Regions from separate parts of the Mus musculus genome. Here regions 2 and 3 are each linked to region 1. Evidence: chromatin loops called from intact Hi-C (ENCODE). Cell type or tissue: heart. All regions are shown on one strand. Region 1 overlaps Ptprm (protein tyrosine phosphatase, receptor type, M). Region 2 overlaps Ptprm (protein tyrosine phosphatase, receptor type, M). Region 3 overlaps Ptprm (protein tyrosine phosphatase, receptor type, M).

Evidence for each region. Hi-C counts contacts between places; a loop is a spot of excess contacts. Peaks named below come from ENCODE experiments on the same cell type or tissue, not always from the same donor. Only the 100,000 strongest peaks of a DNase experiment are listed, where the experiment ranks them.
Region 2: it touches region 1 in a loop (2.1-fold over the local background); 5 of 42 quality-filtered maps call a loop at or near these places.
Region 3: it touches region 1 in a loop (2.2-fold over the local background); 3 of 42 quality-filtered maps call a loop at or near these places.

Annotation. Positions count from the first base shown.
Region 1 is chr17:67,072,073-67,074,572 of GRCm38, forward strand. All of the region lies in intron 4 of Ptprm (protein tyrosine phosphatase, receptor type, M), which reads right to left. Among named protein-coding and RNA genes, the nearest start is that of Mir5709, 47 kb to the left of the region's middle. In heart, a CTCF peak has its summit at 1,078; no DNase peak of the experiment used is centred here.
Region 2 is chr17:67,169,543-67,172,042 of GRCm38, forward strand. All of the region lies in intron 2 of Ptprm (protein tyrosine phosphatase, receptor type, M), which reads right to left. Among named protein-coding and RNA genes, the nearest start is that of Gm52313, 120 kb to the right of the region's middle. In heart, no CTCF peak of the experiment used is centred here; DNase peaks (open chromatin) are centred at 1,359 and 2,069.
Region 3 is chr17:67,132,471-67,134,970 of GRCm38, forward strand. The region is part of intron 2 of Ptprm (protein tyrosine phosphatase, receptor type, M); the gene reads right to left. Among named protein-coding and RNA genes, the nearest start is that of Mir5709, 110 kb to the left of the region's middle. In heart, no CTCF peak of the experiment used is centred here; a DNase peak (open chromatin) is centred at 1,161; H3K27ac peaks cover 1,944 bases.

The DNA.
Region 1 (2,500 bases):
GAGTTCAAGGACAGCCTAATCCATACAGTGAGAACTGGCCACACCGAGTGAGGTCCAGCATGATACTAGCAGATGCGCTGCTCACAATGTTTTTGAACAGAGAAGGCATCCACGGAAACGATGACATGCTCAGGTTTTCCTGCTGGGATACCTGACCCAAATTCAAGATGTATTTTTAGTGTGCAGACCAAAATCAAGAATTATCTATGTCTATTAGAAGGGGCCTCAAGCTGACAGCTGCTTGACTTCATACAATCATTTCTACCTTCCAGGCTGATCCTGCATCCTTCTATCCCTACATTAGCATCAATTTTTATGAGCAACTGCATCCATCTATGGAGAACAACTACCGTTGAGAAACTGCTGTAACTATGTAACGGCGGCTCATAAACCCATGTGAGTCCAAGCAGGAGCACTCAGAGTGAAGTCAGCAAGACTCAGCAACTCTATCCCTGTGGAAAACTTCGTTTACATGTGGGGAATTTACACTCATTTGAGAATCTACATTTAACAACCATCAAAATTTCAAAAAAAACAATTGATTATTATTTAGCAACCTTGATGAGAGATCGCTTTACCTGTAAAGCTTTCCAATTTTAATATCAAACCAAAGGACGTTGTCCTTAGTACTTTTATTTGCATGTTTTCCCCCATAAACTTACAGACTCTGGGAAGAAATAACAACTGAAGAGCTATCATCAAAGCCAATTACGGCTTATATTCCACAGGGCTACTGCGACATCCGTCACCTCAGCCACCAGCCTGCAGTTCCATTGTGTGTCCCCTAAGACAACTCACAAAGCCAATTAGGTATGAGTGTGTGTATCTTCAGAGGAGGAACTATTAGTTAAGTCCCTAATGGTACAGGAAGCTGACTCCACAGGAACACACAACGCCACAACGCTGCCCCACATGACAGGAGTTTAAACATCAGCCTGGAACCCAGTAGAAAGCGAGAGTCTACATCTGAGGAGATATCCCTTAGCCAGAGACCATAGGTAGAAGGAAAGAACACAGGATGCAGACTTGGGATGCCCCTGGTAACCTTGGCTGCAGGGTCCCTCACCTGTGTCCACTGCAGTAGCAACATCTGCCCTGCAGGCAGCTTGCTCTAAGAAACAGGGAGGCAGGGCGCATCAGAGTGTTCGGCACTGAGTGAATGTGCAGAAATTTGGGGTTATTTTCTGTCCTCCTTTTACACAGTGACTTAGGAGCAATGAATATGCACTGTAGCAGATCCCGGGGCACTTTTCAAAGCTGGAGGCTATGGTACTACAGACTCGGCGCAGTTCCAACTCAGATAATTATATTCTGTTTCCTGAATTTGCCCAGATGTTTCAGCTAGCTACAGCCTTGTTTTCTTTCCCTTTACTTTTTCAGGGGAGGGAAAACAAGTGGGGAGATTCTTTGTGAACTGCCCCTCCCCGAGTCTTGCAGATAGAGAGGAAAAGGCAGATGTAACAGCAGCTTTGAGCACATAGAAGACAATGGATCCGTGCGAACCTGCACATGGGGCAGGCTTCAGAGGACATGAAAAAGATATCCAAGAGAGTAAAGGCCCCCACAGATGAAATGAGGCAACTGTGTCACGATACCCTTGTGGGATAATGACCACACGGTTGCTTGCTGGAGCCTCACTGGCCTGTCTAATGATCTATTCTAATTCAGGCACCAGAAGAGATGCTGGGCTCTCCCTGCAAGTGTGTGCATTTTTAATACTGTGGATCTATCCATTCTTTCATGATTTGGACAGGGGCCCATCAGCAGCGACCCGGGAAATGTAGCAACTTGCCAGTTTCTTTGCATGCCAGGCATTCTAAAAATAAAGCAGACTGCCATGGCTCAGATGGCCAAAAATGTAAAGCCTGACAATATCAATTTTGGGAAAAGATACAGGGGAAATAAAACTTCCAGGCGCCATCGGTGGAATGTAAACTGGTTCAGACACTTTTCATAGCAATTTGGAAGCAACTGATAAATCTAATGCGGGTTTCTCCTGACATTCCAGCAACTTGGCTTCTTAGGCATATACATATTTATTTTCCCCATGGAGACACATGCACCACAACAATAAGTTTAATAGACAAAAACAGAGGAGGAGACCCCAAATGTTCAAAAATCAGTACAGGTTGTGATAGTCCCTATGACGGAACACCATGGCTTGAGCTTAAAAAAAAATGCATGTGGAAACAGAAAAGAAACTATTCAAGACCACAATTATCACTCTGTTTCCTCAAGCTTTACACATTGAGATTTAGCCAACTAGGAACAGAAATGATCTGGAACAAAGGTGGTTTGACTGAGCACAAACCATTGGCCCGCCCTGTCCTGTCTGCTTTTACAATGGAGGGTGCAAAGACTATGCCTCTTTAGAGTGTTCATGGACTTGGGTTCTGTAAACCAACTGCCAATAGACATCAAGGGACAGAAAGGCAAAAAAATGTATACAGATGAATGTCATCTATTAGAATATGTGGGAGGCAAAACTAACAACTGATTA
Region 2 (2,500 bases), 97 kb after region 1:
TCCCAGAAAATGGACTAAACCAAGGCTGTTTGCATCTCACTGGAGTTGAACCTTTTGGTCTTCTGGGAAGCATCCAGACAAGCTTGGACTCTTCTGAAGAAACAACCACTCTATCAACTCTATCCATTCCACATCAGAAGAAGCAGCCACTTTGAGACTTTGTCTTTCTCCAGGGATGGCTGTATAGTGCCCTTCCTCCTAATGGGCTCCATTGGAGAAGCAGAGGGTCTAGTATTGTTTACTTTAGATACAGTCTAGGTCGCAGGGTCATCTCTGCCTTCCTGACCACATTTCTGAGCCTTTTTGTCTGAGTACTCACATAGTGAAAGGCCTTGCATTTAAACATCCAGGTCACATATGTGGCTCATGTTTCCCAGATAGAAGGGTGTGTAGTCTAAGATGTGGTTCCACCCATCACTCAAGGGCAGATAGGAAACACCAGCCACACACAAGGACTAACCCAGCTCATCTCTGCAGCTCAGGCAGGCTACGAGATGACACTGGTTAATTCTTATCTCCATCGCTGATCCAACGCCAATCACTTCTGTGGCAGTGATCGTCTTCTTTAGTGTTAGGCAAAGTTTGGATTCAAATTTACAACAACGTGAGCTCATGTCTCCAAAGCTGTTAGAACAAAAAGTGTCAGGAAAGGAATAAACAGATGTCATTCAAAATGACAGAACATTGTAGATAAGACCACAATGAACCAATAAGCATATGCATTATAAGTTAACCAGTGGTGGGGACAGGAGTAGGAAAAACACAATAGGAAGACAAATTTCTGTTAACCATGGTTATCCGTGGGCCATCTGTATGTCTCTGTCCCTGAGGAAGTAGCAATCACCAAGCTTTCATGAGCAGGAACATACCCAAAATCTTACAAAATTTTCCAAGTGTCATCTACAAAAGAGATTTAATTAATATACCCAGGAAATGAAATTGTCAGGATGTTTAGGAAAAAAACACTACTTCCTAGGGTAAGATAGTACAAATCATTCAGACTACATTTTTGAGGCAGGGGGATTTCTCCCGTCTCGGCTTCCCGAGTGCTGGTGTTATGGGCCTCCATGCTCAGTCCTAAGCCACTCTTAAAGTCAGCGCAAGGTAGAACACTGCACTCAGGAGGGAGGCACAGAGCTTACTGAGATCATTCAACACACAAAATGACACTGCTGTCCTCTGACCTGCCACCAAAATACAATAGAAATAGATAGAAAGGCAATGGTGCTTCCTGCTAGATCAGGAGACAAAAGACCCAGCAGCCAGTGCGCCACTCTTCCTGGCTCAGGGGTCACTTAGGAGAACAGACTATGGAAAGTCTCCAGAGGTCAGTGCTACTGGCGCCCAGACCAGAATTCCACGGAGAGATCTGAGCTGCACGTGGCTGCCCCCCACCCTGACTTACTCCCCGGGAACAGTTGGCACGGGGGATTTGGGACCCATGAGGCCCATTCCCCGGGCTATTTTGAGATCCCTGGCACACAGAAAGTGAACAGGTGCCAAGAAACAGTTCTTAAATGGCAGTATTTTAGATGCTTCATATATTAGTATTTTTAGGTGATGAAAAGGTATAGCGTTGGTATAAGCTTTGTATAGCTTAGCCATGCCATTCAATAGACAAGTTAAAAATACCAGTCCACGAAATCACTGCAGGCAATGTGAGCCAGCTGTGAGACATAAATTGGCCCTATGAGGAACATGCTTTAGTGTCACTCTTGTTAATGACTCTGAGCCCTAAAGTTTACCGTTGTGAGATGACAATACAGAAAGCCAACTATGAGGCTCAGGATCTGTGGTTCTCCCATCCCCCACCTTTACCCTGTAACATCCCCAAAGGAAATTCAACACCATGATCCTCAGAGCCTGGTCCTTGCTGAACAACTCAGTGGGGCTAGATAAGGGAAAGAAGAAAATTTCAACCAGATTTCCAAAGGGTCACATGTTAGGAACAGCATGGAGGAAGAGAATAGCTTTAGTTTCAATGACTCACCATGACCAGTCCCAGAGAGTGCCAGGGAAGACACTCTTGAGTTCAAGAGGCTGCTGACTCAAGTGACATCTGTCAACATGACATCCCTAGCTTGAACAGCTGACCGTGTCATAGCCAGCAGGTACAAAATAAGCCCATGCAAGTGCCAGGACAATCAACAGGGAGAGGACGTTTATTAGTAAGGTAGGGCTTTGATTATATATATATATATATATATATATATATATACACACACACATATATATATGTGTGTGTGTGTGTGTGTGTGTGTGTATATATATATATATGTATATATATATATATATATATATATATATATATACACACACACACACACACACACAAGGGTCTTAACACACACACAAGGGTCTTAACACACACACACACACACACACACACACTCTTCCTCACAAGAACTGTCTAATGGGCTTGCTTAGCAGATACAAAACCTTCTATTTGATCCCCAACAGTGCAGGGGGTGGGGGAGAAATCGACTCAAATTCAATGATT
Region 3 (2,500 bases), 60 kb after region 1:
CGGCATTCCGGCTCAGCGCTACTGAAAGCAAGCCATCCTTCATCACGATCAGAAAGAACTGTGGCAGCCTGGGAAGATTTACACCCACTTCAGCATACTGTACCCCGGTGAGCAGACCTGGGAAGGCATGTCATCACTAAACATCCCAAAGTAATGCTAGACATTTTGCTACCACAGATGTCACTAGATAAAAATTCACCATAACGTACAAATTTTAAGAAATATAAACCTCATGCCTGGAGATGAAGATGGAGACACTAGGCCAAGACTCAGAGCATGTGGAGTGAGAAGCTCTCTGTAAAGTAGTATGCAGCTGCCTTCCACCATGAACGGTCTTACCCAGGTACCCACAGAGATTCCAGGACTGCTTGTGAACCTGAGTTCTCTGGCCAATGCTAGGTTGATGATGTTAGCCAGTAAGGAAGAACGTCAGGTGGGCTGTGAGCTGCCCCCGAGCCACACAGGTAAAATAGCAGCTAATCTTCCCAAGATTCATTCATTAATATGACTGAGTGAATATATACAGATCCTTTAGAATAATGTCCAAAACATAGTAGATACCCATAATTACTACCCATTGGGTGTTACTCCTGAAAAAACCTAAGCTTCGGGGATTTCTTTCCATTCTATTTACCTGTTGTCTGCTCACCACTAGTATGTTACAGGTCTTCGCTCAGGACATAGGGATAACTACTGCGACCAAGGCAGAGACCAACTCTTGATCTGCAGCACTGGGGAGGAACACAGAGGCAATGCCAGTTCCCTAAACCCATGGCGGCCTGTGGACATCTGTCTGTATCAACCTCATTGCTCTAAAACACTGGTATGTGAAGTGAGCTTTGGGAAGTCCTTCAACAGTCCCTCAGAGTAGAAATGTCCCAATGATGCTCTTCAAGGTGATTTTGAAGGCTTAGACTCCTAAGCTAATAAATGCTAGGCCATTGGCTATACTGTTCATTAAACAGCGAAGCTTCCATGCAAGTGTTACTAGATTTTTATTGAAGGTGTAAACAGCACTTAGCTCCACTGTGACTCCGCTCTGGGGCCCTGGATGCGTCGACCCATCGTTAAGGAAACAGCCTGAACAAGCCTCCTCTATTCTCTCTAGGCGAATGGGCGCTAAATTTAGAACACTCTGTAGTGCAGCCTTCTGGCTCCGGGCCACTATTTTCTAGTCAATTTCCTCCCTCAATGTCTGGACAGAAACTCTGGTCACAACAGTTGGGACAGGCACGCCACATGCACTGTGCCATGCCCTCGATGCACCCAGGAGGGAGAAAGCCTGTATCTCCCCCATCTTACAAAACACACAGAAGCTTGTCAATGCTGAGCAGAGGTCTGAGAAGATCTGTGAAACACAACAGTGTCTCCATTCATCCCCCAGCCTCAGCCAGAGCTCAGGCGCACCCTTAATAGAGCTTCCCTCCCAAGCACACTTCCGCTGAGACAGTTTGCTCCCTCCCAGCCTTGGTCGGAAGTAGAGGCCAAGCTCCCCGAGACAGTGTAGACTTTTTCCTCTTGCCACAGGCCAAGTGAGTTAACTGTGTGATTACCATGTTTTACAGCATGTTTTGATTTTATTATAAATGCCCAGGCAAAGCTTTTAACCTTAGTCATTAGATGGCAAGACAGAAACAGCAAAATGCCCCTCTCTGACAGGGATAGACCACTAGTTACTGACAGGTGAAAAATAATAAGAAAAAGAACACTCTGAAAAAATGGAGACAAAATCAGCAAAATTAGTTTTTTTTTTCTTTTAAGACTAAAAGATCTGTCTCTGTCTCTCTCTCTCTCTCTCTCTCTCTCTCTCTCTCTCTCTCTCTCTCACACACACACACACACACACACACACACACACACCACAGGAGTATAGTCTCTAGCAAACATCAATCAAAACCGCCACCAACTACAGGAACACTGCCCAGTGAGGGTTGTTGGCAGTGAGGATGAAGACACCACAACCCTGGGTCACGCGCTGCTGTAACTGCAGAGCAGACTGGCATTGTCCTATGGATCAGGGGCCATCCCACTGTGGCCAGAGTCCCAGACACAGCTCCTGATGCAATAGAGCCAGCTGGGAATGGGAGCACACACCAACCATCCCAGTACTTGCGAGGCTGAGGCAGGAAGAGCATCAATTTGTGGCCATCCTGGGCTATACAAAGAGACACTGAAAGAAAGGAGACATGGAGAGGAGGGGAGAGAGGAAGAGATGAGAAGAAAAGCTACAGTAGGAGGGGATTTCCCCCTTCAGGTTCTCAGCATGGCTACTCTGGGAAGTTTAAGAGCTGAGGAGCCTCTTTATGTATGGGGCTGACAAAAGTTCTCAGTCACACGTGGGGAGTCCAGAGCACCCACAGGCCAACAGTCTAAGTCACCAGTAGTCTGCTCCTCATTATCTCAGGATAGCCATGGGGAGCTTAGACAGGGGACGAAGTCACTGCTGTCAGAGGGGCCGAGGACAGTACTAAACACTGGCCCAGAATGTGACCCTGCCAAA